Regions from separate parts of the Homo sapiens genome. Here regions 1 and 3 are each linked to region 2. The links are chromatin contacts, found by Hi-C or POLR2A ChIA-PET in ENCODE. All regions are on one chromosome and are shown on one strand. The core of a region is the stretch at or near the end of the contact, and the rest is flanking DNA. Distances in the headings are between cores, read along the strand shown.

Evidence for each region. A loop is a pair of places that touch in the nucleus more often than their neighbours do. ChIA-PET counts read pairs that join two places held with the same protein, here RNA polymerase II (POLR2A). Pooled maps may share reads with other maps.
Region 1: a loop to region 2 is called in a map of right lobe of liver, with 1.9 times the contacts of the local background. The contact joins two enhancer-like sites. A Hi-C loop is called at or near these places in 2 of 168 maps with a recorded cell type or tissue (HCT116 and right lobe of liver) and 2 of 50 pooled maps. POLR2A ChIA-PET finds 5 or more read pairs at or near these places in 2 of 52 experiments (H1 and activated CD8-positive, alpha-beta memory T cell).
Region 3: a pooled map shows a loop between it and region 2 (2.9-fold over the local background). The contact joins two enhancer-like sites. A Hi-C loop is called at or near these places in 3 of 50 pooled maps. POLR2A ChIA-PET finds 5 or more read pairs at or near these places in 4 of 52 experiments (H1, IMR-90, WTC11 and 1 more).

What each region holds. Positions count from the first base shown.
Region 1 is chr20:32,225,951-32,228,965 of GRCh38, reverse strand. It overlaps POFUT1 (protein O-fucosyltransferase 1), which reads right to left. Exons shown (of 7, transcript NM_015352.2): 5 at 511-703. It overlaps LOC124904884 (a long non-coding RNA gene), which reads left to right. Exons shown (of 2, transcript XR_007067560.1): 2 at 7-3,015. Among named protein-coding and RNA genes, the nearest start is that of MIR1825, 10 kb to the left of the region's middle. Within about 2 kb of position 1,490, at least 6 of the 41 ENCODE cell types and tissues checked have a DNase peak (open chromatin) inside an H3K27ac peak, as active enhancers do; they include right lobe of liver, where a contact is called at or near this core.
Region 2 is chr20:32,153,723-32,156,605 of GRCh38, reverse strand. TM9SF4 (transmembrane 9 superfamily member 4) reads right to left here. Exons shown (of 18, transcript NM_014742.4): 13 at 1,420-1,503. Among named protein-coding and RNA genes, the nearest start is that of TM9SF4, 45 kb to the right of the region's middle. Within about 2 kb of position 1,290, at least 20 of the 41 ENCODE cell types and tissues checked have a DNase peak (open chromatin) inside an H3K27ac peak, as active enhancers do; they include right lobe of liver, where a contact is called at or near this core.
Region 3 is chr20:32,033,333-32,036,094 of GRCh38, reverse strand. No RefSeq gene overlaps it. Among named protein-coding and RNA genes, the nearest start is that of HCK, 18 kb to the left of the region's middle. RefSeq lists an enhancer at 763-942. Within about 2 kb of position 1,399, at least 5 of the 41 ENCODE cell types and tissues checked have a DNase peak (open chromatin) inside an H3K27ac peak, as active enhancers do.

The sequences.
Region 1 (3,015 bases), core at 241-2,740, 72 kb before region 2:
TCTTAGGTAAATCAAGGTGACCATCTATATTGATTCTGTTATTTTCACACAGAGGTGAAAACCTCATTGGAATACAAGGATTCTGCACATTTAAACAGCCTCCAAATTCTGTTAGGATGACATCTTCATTTCTTGGGAGCCATGCCTCATCTCCACAGTCAGTTTTTCAACACGGAGTCTACCAGCCAGACACTGAGCTAGGACAGGGGACTCCTGGACTGTGGCCTCTTTATGGCTTGCTGCCTGACCTGGGGTCTGGCTTGATCTCTCAGTTTATCCATCTGTAAAATGAGGATAAAAACAGCTGCTGCTAAAGTGAGACCTGGCTGGCAGGCACTCTGGAGTTACATTTTGATATGTGCTGCAGTGGGATGATGGGACACAATCCCACGAACCAGAACAAGTGAGAGATCTCTGCTCTGGCTGGGACGCGGGGCCGATCCCTACAGGCCAGGGCCATGCTCAGGGACACATCCAAGTTAGCCAGTGAGAGAGGAAGGGGGAAGTTACCCAGTCAGAGCCAATGCGCAGATGAATGCCCACATAGGGCCGGACAAGGTGGGCATGAATCTGGGCCTCTCCCGTCTTCACCATTTCGTCTGACCATACCATGTACTTCTGTAGTGGCCTGTGTTCCTCTAGGACGGGGAACTGGGCTGGGGCTCCTGGCAGGGCAAGCACCGGATGTTCCTTTGGAGAAAATCTAGACAGGAGATGGAATGAGGGAAGTCAGAGGACGCACAGAGAGCCTGGCTGCCACCCCCACGGGAAAAAGGATGGTGTTGCACCATGCCCCAGAGACCCTGCGGAGGGGCCCCTGCAACACGCAAGAAACACGAGAGGTTGTGAAATACCAACGGGCTGATAAGGAACCTTGGTGGCGGCGGCAACAGGCACAATATGCAATACTGTCCCGCCACATGGAATTTACAACCCTCTTTGCTTGTCGAACAATTAAAACTTTACAGGAGAGCATTCCAACCTTTTATATGTCACACTGGCTTCCAATCTGCGGTGCAGTAATTCATTCCAGGGTGGGGTGTCTGGACCAAGCCTTTGCCCTTTTACCTACATGGCAGGACTGGGACATGCAGCTGCTTACAGAAGCAACGGCCAGGTCACACTCACAGGGACTATGTATACTGGATTTGAATCATTCATTCAACATTTAAAAAACATTTATTGATTGCCTACTATGTATTGGGACCTGGAGGAAAACAAGACAGGCATAGTCCCTGCGCTATGGAAGGGAGCAGGGGTCTGCAGGTGCCCCTATCATGCCCTCCCAAGCCCCTGCTTCCCCCTCATACACAGTCCATCTCATAATTATTTCACCTCTGTCCTTGCTGTGGGAAGGCAGTGCTCCAGTATGCGCAGAATAGTGTCTGGCACACCCAAGAGCTTGGTAAATATTTTTCTTTTCTTTTTCTTTTTTGAGATAGGATCTTGCTGTCACCCAGGTGTCACCCAGGCTGGAGGGCAGTGGCGTGATCTCGGCTCACTGCAATCTCCGCCTCCAGGCTCAAGGCAAGACCTTCCCATCTCAGCCTCCTGAGTAGCTGGGACTACAGATAAGTGCCACCAGGCCCAGCTAATTTTTTACATTTTTTTTGTAGAGACGGGGTTTCGCCATGTTGCCCAGGCTGGTCTCGAACTCCTGGACTCAAGTGATCTGCCTACTTAGGCCTCCCAGTGTTGGGATTACAGGTGTGGGCCACCGCGCCCGGTCAATACTTCTTGACTGAACAAATGAGGAGCAAACCTGTGTTCCCTCTTCAGCTAAACCCAGACTACCTCTCAGCAGCACGAAACCCCTTGCTGTTCCATGTTCACAATGCACTTTCAAGTTCTAGATCTCTGTATACTTCTTCCCTCCAGCTGGAGGGGGGAAGTGCCTTCTGCCAGCCAAAATCCTTTCCTTAAAAGTATGAAATGGGAACAGCCATTCTGGAAAACAGTTTGGCAGTTAGGCATGCAGTTACATGACCCAGCAATTGTACTCTTAGGCATTTATTCAAGAAAAATGAAAACTTATGTTCACACAAGCCTATACACCAATGTCCCTTGCAGCTTTATTCATAAAATAGCCCCCAACTGGAAACAACCCAGACGTCACTCACAAGTAAACAGTTAAACAAACTGCTGTACCTCTGTATCATGGAATATGAACCCCACCAAAAAAAGGAACACAGTATCAATACAGGCAACAATTTGGATGATGTCAAGGGAATTATCCTTGGGTCAGGGAGGGTGGGCAATCTCAAAGGTTATGTATTGTATGGTTCCATTTATATAAACATTTTAAAACAATAGCATGGAGAAGAGATTAGTAGTTGGCAGAGGTTAGGAATGGGGTGTATATGTTTAGGGAGGTGGGTGTGGTTATAAACTGGCAACACAAGGATCCTTGTGATAATGGAACTGTTCAGTGTATTAACTATAGTAGTGGATACATAAACCCACACACGATAAAACTGCACAGAAATACACACACACACACACACACACACACAGGCATGCACTCACACACTCAGAAGTAAGTACAAGAAAACTGAGTAAGATGGGTAAATTGTATCAATGTCAATATCCTGGTTGTGATACTGTACTATAGTTTTGCAAAATGTTACCATTGGGGGAAATTGGGTAAAGGGTACATGGGAGGTTGCTGTCTTATTTCTTACAACTGCATGTAAATGTACAATGACCTCAATGAAAATTTCAAATAAAAACTATGAAATATTTCAAACCATCCAGGCAAATACAGAAAATAATTTAATAATTTATATACCCATGACCCAAATCAGCAGAAACTAACTTTGCTTTGTTTCAGGTTTAAAAACAAAACAAAACAAACAAAACAAAAAACACACACCTAAATACAAGCTCATCCTGCCATCATCCTTCCCAGAGGGTAATGTGTTTTAATGTATGATTGCACTTTTACTATAGACATCAAAAAGGAGGGGAGTGTTCTTCTGCGTGCTTTCTATGGAGTGGAATGATGAAGATTGTAGG
Region 2 (2,883 bases), core at 41-2,540:
TACAACAATACAAATTAAAAAACAATATAGTATAACAACTATTTACATAGCATTTACATTGTATTAGGTATTTTAAGTAATCTAGAGAAGAGTCAGAATATACAGGATGTGTGTACGTAAACACTATGCCACTTTATATATGGGACTCGAGCATCCTTGAATTTTGGTATCTTCAGGGGTCCTGGAACCAATCCCCTATGAATACCAAGGGACAACTGTATCTATTTATATTTGTGCCTGGAAAGGCCTATACCAAAGAGCTAACAATACTTCCTTAGATGGGATATGGGGGATTAGAACTGATTTTTCATTTTCTTCTTTATCCTCTTCTCTACACTTACTTTTTACAAGAATCACATAAAAAGAAATATATATATAAAGTGTTTAGAACAGTATTACTACAAAGCAAGCATCATATAAATGTTTGCTGTTATTTTATAAATTTTAAATTATGTAATTCTTTTGTAAGTATATCTATAAAAAGGAAAAAAGACAACATATATTAAAGACCTACATTGTATTTATCTCTGGGTGAGCAGATTTGGGGTTATTTTAAATTTCTTCTTTAACTTCTCTGCACTTTCCAAAATTTCTACAGTGAATGTTTATAATGAGCAGCTGGTAACTGGGAGGAAAATGCTCAAAGGGAGAAGGAACACAGGGATAAAAAAGGTGAAGTGAGAGGAAGGGCATGACTGTGTCTTGAGGGTGGCTTCCTAAGTTGCTGGGAAAGAAACCCCTCCTCTGTAAGCCTGGACGTGAAGCCTCATGCAAGGACCTTTACCGCCACCCCCAGGTGGAGGGCAGAGGGCTCTACGTGCTAAGGCTAGGATAGCAAAATGCCTGCCACATCTCAACTGCAGTCCTGCTAATTGACCAAGACCCCACTCCCCCTCCCCACAACTGAGTTCAAAATCCTCCTCAGTGAGTCTTGGACAGCTGCTAGTAACACACTGGACTGGGGCTGGCAGGATTCCCAGCTCTAAGGGTAATACAACCTGATCCTTCCTTTCCTCTCTCCTCCACCTGCAGGGGCTGGTGCTGAGGGGCAGGGACACTGAGGAGGACAGGCTTGCTTTGGGATAATGACCTAATAAACTCACACTGGGCAGCTCACTCTTGGTTAAGACAAAGGGAAATTCCCCAGTTGGCCGCTGGACTGTGGAAACCTCCCTTTAGAGAAGTGGGCTTGGGTCAGTTGACTGAAAGATCTCACAGGAAGGCCAGGGCCAGGGCATGACACACCAAGGGCAGGGCTGGGGAAACCCCAGCTGGCCCTCTGCCCTCATGGCTGGGAACGTAACTCTGGGGACTCAGAAAAGGGAAGGGAATGGCAGGAAGTGGCTTTTGGGAGTAGGGCTGAGTGCAACTGGTCCTCGCTTGCTGGGGAGGGGCTGGAAGGGTAGGGGAGGCACTTACCGCTCCTGATGAGTGCTTTCCCCAAATGAAGCAATTCAATACGAAGCAGATGCCAAAAACCACACCAGGGTACAGAGTTGCCGTCTGGAGCAAGAGGGGCCGGGTTGAGGAGCAGCATCCAGGGACCTCCCCTACCTGTCCCGGTGGGGCCCCCAGACCAGAAGCTCTTAAGCCCTCCTTGTCTTTCAGACTCTGCTCAAGCATCATTCCTTCCAGAAAGTATTCCCTGACCCTCAGACTGAGCAGGACTCTGTTCTATGCCCTCTCAGGTCCCTAATACTGCCCCTTCTTGCTCTCATCCCAGTTCGTAATTACATATTTTGGCTACCTGATCAATATCCGCCTATCCCCAAAAGACTGTGAGCTCCTTGGGAGGAGTGTGTCTACCTTGTTCTCTGATGTACTCTCATCACTGAGAACACGGTAACTACTCTGGCCAGGCGTGGTGGCTCATGCCTGCAATCCCAGCACTTTGGGAGGCCGAGGTAGGTGGATCACCTGAGGTCAGGAGTTTGAGACCAGCCTGGCCCACATGGCGAAACTCCGTCTCTACTAAAAATACAAAAAATAGCCGGTGTGGTGGCTCATGCCTGTAGTCTCAGCTACTCGGGAGGCTGAGGCTGGAGAATTGCTTGAACCCGGGAGGCAAAGGTTGCAGTGAGCAGAGATCGTGCCACTGCACTCCAGCCTGCGCGACAGAGCGAGATTCCGTCTCAAAAAAAAGAAAAAAAGAACACGTTAACTACCCAATATATACATATGTAAAAAAATTTTTTTTTTGAGGGGGAGAAAAATTACCTCCAGAATCGCTTGAGCTCAGGTGTTTGAGACCAGCCTGGGCAACATGGTGAAACCCTGTCTTTACAAAAAATTAGCCAGGCGTGGTAGTACGCACCTGTGGTCCCAGCTACTTGGGAGGCTGAAACAGATGGATTGCTTGAGCCCGGGAGGCAGAGGTTGCAGTGAGCCGAGTCATGCCACTGCACTCCAGCCTGGGTAATAGAGCAAGACTCTGTCTCACACACACACAAAAACCCTAAAAAACAACTTTAACAAAACACGTATGTCTGGGCCCCAACCCAAACTGCCTAGAAGGATGGTGAAGCTCTGAGTCTTGGGGTGGCAGATGCTGGGTTCCTATGTACCTTGTCTCACCTAATCCTCACGCAAGTCTGGAAGGAAAGTCTACCATTATTCCTTTTAATGAGGACACTGAGGCCTGGCGATGTTAAAGACAACCCCTCACCACCTCCACGTCACCCAGCCTCCTGAAGGTACAGCAGAGGTATAAACGCAGGCAGTCTGACCCCAGAGCCCATGCTCCTGACCTACTGCAGTGTATTCTTGCCAGTCAGAATCTCTTGGGTGGGGTATAGGCACAGGGATTCTAGTCTAGTCAATGCACCAGAGTTACAGTTGAGACTTTTTCTTCTATTTTCTTCAGAGACAGGGTCTCACTCTGTC
Region 3 (2,762 bases), core at 150-2,649, 120 kb after region 2:
AAATTTAGAAATAGCCAGGCCTGGTGGCGCACACCTGTAATTCTGCTACTTTGAAGGCTGAGAATGGCTTGAGCCCAGGAGCTGGAGGCTGCAGTGAGCTTTGATTGTTCCACTGCACTCCAGCTGGGTGACAGAGTGAGAACCCGCCTCAAACAACGATAACAAAAACAACAATAACAACAACAAACATTAGATAGCCTCCCATTGCCTATGCTTCCTAGCCTGCCCTTCAAGGGCTTCTAATCTATCCACTTCTCTGGTTTCCTCTCCTGCAACTCCTACCCACCCACCTCGTCCCCCACCTCACACACTCCGTGTTCCTCCAGCTATCACAATGGTCACTAATTGAGCACTTTCTACATATACTTTTACGTGAAATATCTTAAGACTCATGACAATCTATGGGATCTACGAGGGTGAGGCTATTATCAACCCCACTTTACAGATGAGGAAACCAAGACCCAGGGACATTTTAGGGGCTTTCCCAAGGTCACCGAACAAGCAGATGGCAGAGCTCGGATTAAAAACCCTCCGACCCTCTGGCCAGGGAGCCTAAGTGCTGCACGAGTGCTAACCGGTTGCCAGTCCTAGAGCACGCCATGCTCCTTCAAGCTCCCCTGCCTTTGCTTGTGCTGGGTCCCCATCTGGAGGGCTCTCTCTTCTATTGTTCACCCACCAAAAACCTTGTCCTTCAAGCTCTCGCTCATGGCTCACCTCCCCTGTGAAACCTTTTCCAGCTTCCCCAGAAAGAGCTGGTGTCTCACTCTTTGACTTTACAATTGAGAACTTTGTGCTATGATTATCTGGGAACTGTTTTCCCCATCAGTGTGCCCCTCAGTGGGCAGACTGTGCTGTATCTCCCTCTAGTGTCTTGTGCAATGCCTGGCACAGAGCAAGTGCCCTCTAAATGCTTGGCGGCTGAATGACAGTGGCCCCAGGACTCCTGCTCCTGAGCACATAGTTGGGAAGGACTGCTGGGAGCTGCCAGTGGAAGTGGGGAGTGGGTAGGAAGTTTCAGGGCCCCACCTTGGGAGAGGCGTCCATCTACGGCAGCTGGAGACAATTTTACCACTCACGTTTGGGCCAAGACCGTCCCCAGGGGATCCAGCTGGTGGGGAAGTTCCATACTTGCACTACCCCTAGAAGTCCTTGGGAACCAGCTATCCCACCCCTAGGGGGTTTTCCCCTCTTGTGATGTCAGGAACTGAACCAACAAGGGAAGCAATTCCTGGCAGGGTCTCTGGATGCTACAGGAGGAAGTGTGGCCAGAGTCTCCAGACTCAGTGCCTGGGTTGCCCCAGACAGTGCCCTTTGGACCCCAGGAACTAAGGGGTTACATGGCTTTGGTAAGAGGGTAGTTCCGGAGCGGGTGGGGACTTCCTTGGGGTGTGAGGGAAATTACCCCATCCCTGGAGCTGTGGGGTAAGAACTGTCTGTCCCAGTGCCTCTCAGCAGCCCTGTCACTGTGCTGTGGCTAGGATTTTCGGCAGTTTTTGAGCTTTTCTTGGAAAGCCCCAAGGCCTTTAAGAGAGACTCCTATATCTTTGGCCCCTGTCCCTACCCAACCAACTGTTCCCTCTCCGGCTGCCTTGCTCAGGAACTTACTAAGGCTCCCTGTAGCCTCAGGTCGGAATGCCTCAGGCTACGGCCACTACATCCCAAAGTCTCAGAGACAGGACAGTAGAGAGGCTAGGGACATGGGCTCTGGGTTAGCCAGACATGAGTCCAAAGCCCAGCTCACTGTGTGACCTTGGGGTATTCACTTCACCTCTTGAACTCCAGTTCCTTCATCCAGAAAATGAAAATAAATAAAATCGACAACCTCAAAATTAAGGAATTTGCTCAATAGAACAAGTTTGCCCAATGGAAGCCATCACAAATCAGTTGTTCTCAGAGCGGTCCCTGGACCATCAGCATCACCTGGGTACTTGTTAGAAATGCAAATTATTGGCCAGGCACGATGGCTCATGCCTGTAATCCCAGCACTTTGGATGGCCGAGGAGGGCAGATACCTGAGGTCAGGAGTTTGAGACCAGCCTGGCCAACATGGTGAAACCCAATCTCTACTAAAAATACAAAAATTAGACAGGCATGGTGGCGCATGCCTGTAATCCCAGCTACTCAGCAGGCTGAGGCACAGAGGTTGCAGTGAGCTGAGATTGCGTCACTGCACACCAGCCTGGGTGACAGAGCAAGACTCTGTCCCCCCAAAAAAGAAAAAGCAAATTTTCAGGCCCTTCCCCTTCTCTTATGGAGAATCTCTAGGAGTGGGGCTCAGACATCTGTGTTTTAGCAAGCCTTCCAGGACATTCTGATGCCTGCTGAAGTTTGAGTACTGTCACAGATAAACTTGACAGAAGGCAAATATATTAGGTGAATATACCTGGAACATCAACATCCAAAAGGGATTAATATCTAAAATTTATAAACTACTCTTGCAAATCAATGAGAAAAAGACAGGAAGCCCAGTAGGAAATGAACAAAAGATATGAACAAGGAAGTCACAGAAAGGAAAGCTCAAATGGCTGACTAGTATAGAAGGAAGTTATAAATTTCAGGATTAACAGAGAAATGCAAATTAAAACAACTTGCCACCTTACACCCACACTGAATGCAAAGTTACAAAATCAGATGATGAAAAATCTGATGAAGATGTCGGGAAACAGCATCCTTCACTCACCGTTGGTGAAAGCCATTCTGGAAGAAGTTAATGAAATTCAAAACCTGCCCTGTGATCTAGTAATTCCACTCTTGGATTTAGA